Linked DNA regions of Homo sapiens: region 1 is linked to region 2. A link is a loop called in an ENCODE intact Hi-C map of the cell type or tissue named here. Cell type or tissue: PC-9. All regions are shown on one strand.

Region 1 (2,500 bases), 64 kb before region 2:
TTGTTATGTGTGCCCAGGCTGGTCTTGAACTACTGGGCTCAAGAGATCCTCCCACCTTGGCCTCCAGAGTGCTGGAATTACAGGCGTGAGCCCCCACGCCTGGCCCCGCCGTCTGACTTTGTGAATACGCTTTTACTGGAGCGTGGCCACATCTGTGCATTTATGTATTGTCTATGGCAGAGCTGAATCCTTGCAACAGAGATTGTCTGGCCCACAAAGCCTAAAATGTTCACTCTCCGGCTCTTTGCAGGAAAAGCTTGCTGGCCTGTGCTCTACACAATGTTGAAGGAGGTAACCTGTGATGTGTGTGTGTGTGTGCGCGCACGCGCGTGCACGTGTATGTGCATGTGTGTGTGAGTGCATGGATGTGTGTGTGCGCCTGTACACAATGTTGAAGGAGGTAACCTGTGATATGTGTGTGTGCGTGCGCACGTGCGTGCATGTGTGTGTGAGTGCATGGATGTGTGTGTGCACCTGTACACAATGTTGAAGGAGGTAACCTGTGGTGTGTGTGTGTGCACACGTGCGTGCATGTGTGTGTGAGTGCATGGATGTGTGTGTGCCTGTACACAATGTTGAAGGAGGTAACCTGTGATGTGTGTGTGCGCGCGCGCACGTGCGTGCGTGTGAGTGCATGGATGTGTGTGTGTGCATGGATGTGTGTGTGTGCCTGTACACAATGTTGAAGGAGATAACCTGTGATGTGTGTGCGCGTGCATGTGCATGTGTGTGTGAGTGCATGGATGTGTGTATGTGCCTGTACACAATGTTGAAGGACGTAACCTGTGATGTGTGTATGTGCACGTGCACGTGTATGTGCGTGTGTGTGAGTGCATGGATGTGTGTGTGCCTGTACACAATGTTGAAGGAGGTAACCTGTGATGTGTGTGCACGTGCACGTGCATGTGTGTGCGAGTGCATGGATGTGTGTGCGCCTGTGTGTGTGTGTTGTGGCGGGCAGTGGGGGGTTATAAGCCCAGACCCTCCAAGTAACAACCACAGCGTCAGCCTCAGTTTGCTGAGTGGTACTCAGCACAGGCACTGTGCTCAGCATCCCACGGCCTCCATGAGCCTCCGGTTAAGCTCACACAGAGACTGCTGCCAGACACATTTTACAGAGGGGAAACTGAGGTACAGACACACCAATGGGCTCATCTGAGTTCACCAGCAAATACTTAGCCGAGTCAGGATCAGAAGCCCACTGAGCCAGTGCAAGCAGCGGTTGTGCGCTGGCTGGCTGAGAAGCCAAGCTCAGGCAGGGCTACTTACCAGGCGGAGTGTGCAAAGGGCATTACCGAGAGGTCATGCTCTCTCAGGGCTCCACGGCTGACAGCAATGTAAGCGTGTTCACTCATTTATTCTCACAGCACCCTACAAGGAACTGACTGACTGTCCCCATTTCACAGACGGGAAAATGGAAGCCGAGAGGTTAAGCCACCTGGTCAAAGGCCCCAGCTAGCAAGTGGCAGATAGCGGCTTCGAACCCAGGCACTGGGGCTGCAGACCATGGCCTTAATCCAGACTGCTATGCCACATGGCCTGCGGCAGAGAAGCAATGATGGGTCCTAGATTTCAGGCCTGGGGAGATCCTGTAAACTCAGCGGGGCCCCGGGGCTCAGGCCTGGCTTCATGGCATCTTCCTGCTGGCCTCTCGCCCTTTGCTGAAATCTGTCCTCAGCTCTGAACCTCTCCCTGAGGACCAATCCTATGGAGAGATAACCGGCCAAGAAGTTGAGCAGAGACACAACTTGGGAATGACGGAGCCCTCTGGGTTCTGGGACAGGAATGGCAGGCAGGTGTCATCTATCACGCCGCCTCCAGATGAACAAAGGAGGTTCTGAGGGCCCATCAGGGTGTGACAGCGGAGGAGAGTGCTAAGATCAATTAATGATGCCTGCTGTGAGCAGAGCAGGTGGGCAAGAAGGCCTATGTACCAAATTGCCCCCAATTCTCTCCTTGAAGACTGTTTCCCCTGGACTTGTGCCCTGGCGAGGTGGGCAGCCCACAGGAGGCAGGGGGCACAGATGCAGGGGAATTCTCATTCTTAACCAGTCCCCAGTGGAGGCACCTGTACAGGGCCTGCCTCACATCTGGAGATCCTGCAAACGCCCTGGACCTGGCCCCTCTGGCTACCCAGCCCTGTAAGCCTCTGGTGCTTCCTCCAGCCCAGTTCCAGAGAGTTGGGAGAGAGAGGAGGGGAGCTGTTCGATGCTGGAAGGCAAACTGGGGCTAGGCCAGGCTGGGCGGGCGGCCGAGAGCCTGGAGAGACAACCTGTTCCTCCAGTTGGGCCCAGGGGGCCCCGAGGGACCTGCTTGGCTGAGCCGCTCTGTGTGGGAGCCAGGGGCAGAATAGGCTGGCTTCCTGAGAGACCAGAGAGGTAGCGCTGGGTGTCAAGTTCATGTGTGTCCCTGCGGGAGCTGAGCTGCAAGCCAGGCTGTGCAAGAAAGGCATGCAGGGCCTAACGCCAGGTGCACCGTCCCCACGGGGAATGAGGCCAGG
Region 2 (2,500 bases):
CCGAGCAGGGTGTCCACCAAGCTGGGGTGGGCAGGTCCCCATCTCTGAGAAACGTGATTCAGGGGAATGCTGCTTAAGACACACGGACGGCAGCCTTTCTCCTCTGACCCCAAGATGCTGGGGGAAGGCCCAGGGGCCACGTCCAACATGCAGCCTCATCCAGCCACCTTCTCCCACCTGCAGCCTCTCCAGGCACAGTCCAACCAGCCTTGTGGGTGCAAAACAACGGCTTTACCATTCTCTGGGGACACTTTGTGTCTACCGGCCACCTGGAGCTGCTCCGGGCCTGGGCTTGACACAAAGTGGGCTTTAGGCCTCAGGTCCACACAAAGGTTTGTCCAAAGAAGATGGGGACTTGCAGGCCACACGTCTGGTTTGGCATTAGAGGTGTCAGAAAGCAGTCAGTGACCCTCAGAGGGACCTAGAAAAGCTGGTCCCTCCAGTCCCTTTGAGGCACGCCACTCCTGCCTACGAAAACTTCACTGGGATGCCAGGCACGTAGTGCTTCCAGAATCCACCCCCAGTTTGCAAGGACGCTCCACGTGGCCTTTGAGGAGCTGGCAGGAGACCCGTCGGGCACACGGGGCTCCAGGAAGCCTGGCCGTGCAGCTCTCCCTGGGGTTCTCGGGATTCCCAGGTGCTCAGCAACCTGAGGCTCCTCCTCCATGGGCCCAGGAGGCCAGGGCGGGGCCTGCACTGATCTATCTCCCAGATGGAAGGAAGGGAGGGAGGGAGGAGGGGAGCATGGCAGCTGGAGCAAGGGGCCAGGCAGGCCAGGGCCTTGTGGGCAAGGAGGGAGGGCCTCCACCCTGAGTCCACGCAGTTGCCCACGGAGGTGGAGACCGAAGGGGTATGGGGCGGGCAGCGACTCACCTTCCTCTCCAGGAATGATGCGATCAGGCCAAAGTTCTTGGGATGCTGCATGAACCTGCGGGACGAGAAGGGTGGGCGTGAGACCTGGCCGAGGGGGGCTTTCCTGCGGGGCAGCCGATCGGCTCCCAGGCGCCTGCCATCCCCACTGGCCGGGCCTGGCGGGCACCGCCCCACTTGGAGCAATTAAGCCCAGGGGGGTGTGGGAAGGGCTGCTGCGGCAGACGGGAGGGGTGGGGACCCAGGGGTAAGAGAGGGCGTTCCTTGGAGTGAGTCACTGGCTTTAGCGCCTTTGAAAATATATTTGTTTGTCCTGCTGGAGGCGGCTTCCAGGAAAAATGAGGACACGACATGCAGCTCTTTGGTGGGGTTCCCCCCCCTTTAAAATCCACTTTTGTTTCTCTCTCCAGCTGGATCTGGGAAGCAGGGCCTCACCCAGCCCACACAGGGTCTGCTTGGGAACATGGCAGGGCCCCACCAGTGGGGTCATAGCTCACCAGGCTGCTGGGCCTCCCCAGAAGAGCTGGGAGCAGAGGCTCTGAGTGCCCGTGGGGCAGCAGGAGGGGGCTGGCCAGCCAAGGAGGCGGCAAGCATGGACTTAAGTCGGAGGGCGGTGGCGGGTCGCTGGCACTGTCCCAACTGGCTTCCTGCGTAGCCAGGAGAATTACTGGGAAACCACTGGGCCCAGGCTGAAATGTGAGGGCCAAAGGAGCGGGAGCATGGTGGGGGCGGGGATGTGGGTCAAGGCCTGCTCCACCCCAGGGGTGCTGGGTGGAGTCCCTGGCCCCAGGCCCAGGCGTCCCGGCGACGTGCCACAGCCCCACAGCCTTCGCAGGGAGAGCAGCGGCTGGCTGCTAGTGAGGCTGGACTGTGGGCTCCCACGGAGGGAGGCTGAGTGAGCACCAGTGCCCGACCTGCCTGGCCCTCCAGATGGCTGGGCAGGAGGCCAGCAGGCCCCGCGCCTGCTTCCCAGCCAGACATCCGAGGATCCTGAACAGTCTCTGCTCTCTTCCCGGTGGAAGCGGCGCAGTGAGGAATGGCAGGCTTCCCTGGCCTGGGATCCCACCTCGGGCGGCTGGCAAGGCCGGAGCCATCCTAAGGCCCTTCTCTTCCAGGTAGGGAGAGTCCTTTCCTCTCCGCTCCCTCTCCTTGTCCCAGTGACATTTCCTTCCCTGCAAACCCCTCCCACGGGGTTTCCCCAGGCACAGTGGGGGCTCCCAAGAGACCAGGAATCAAACTTGGGAATCTCCTAGGTCCCCTGTTCCCCTCCCTCAATACCTCACTTGCACCCCTGGAAGACGTTTATTAGAAGTTTCCTATGCCCTGCATACCTCACAAGGGAGGCCCTGTCGCTATACCCATTTTACAGACGAGGAAATTGAGGTTCAGAGGGGGAATGGTCACATGGCCAGCACGTGGTGGAGCCCCATGCCGTCAGTAGGTGATTTTCAAAGCCCCGAGTGCTATCAATTCCTCTGCACATGAGACCTCAAACCAAGCCCACAGTCCTTGAGGCATGCAAGTGGCCAAGTTGCGGCTCACACAGGATGGAAGTTACGCCAGCCCCACGGGCCGGCAGATAGCAGCCCAGCCTGGGTCCCCCACCCTTCGGTTACTGAATTAACAGAGG

The links. Hi-C counts contacts between places; a loop is a spot of excess contacts. Peaks named below come from ENCODE experiments on the same cell type or tissue, not always from the same donor. Only the 100,000 strongest peaks of a DNase experiment are listed, where the experiment ranks them.
Region 1: it touches region 2 in a loop (4-fold over the local background); 14 of 110 quality-filtered maps call a loop at or near these places.

The regions. Positions count from the first base shown.
Region 1 is chr12:124,357,491-124,359,990 of GRCh38, forward strand. The region is part of intron 24 of NCOR2 (nuclear receptor corepressor 2); the gene reads right to left. Among named protein-coding and RNA genes, the nearest start is that of MIR6880, 21 kb to the left of the region's middle. In PC-9, no CTCF peak of the experiment used is centred here; no DNase peak of the experiment used is centred here.
Region 2 is chr12:124,421,628-124,424,127 of GRCh38, forward strand. NCOR2 (nuclear receptor corepressor 2) reads right to left here. Exons shown (of 49, transcript NM_006312.6): 14 at 874-928. It overlaps LOC124903044 (a long non-coding RNA gene), which reads left to right and starts at 1,685. Exons shown (of 2, transcript XR_007063508.1): 1 at 1,685-1,985. RefSeq lists an enhancer at 996-1,290. In PC-9, no CTCF peak of the experiment used is centred here; DNase peaks (open chromatin) are centred at 674, 1,144 and 1,524; H3K4me3 peaks cover 985 bases; H3K27ac peaks cover 2,183 bases.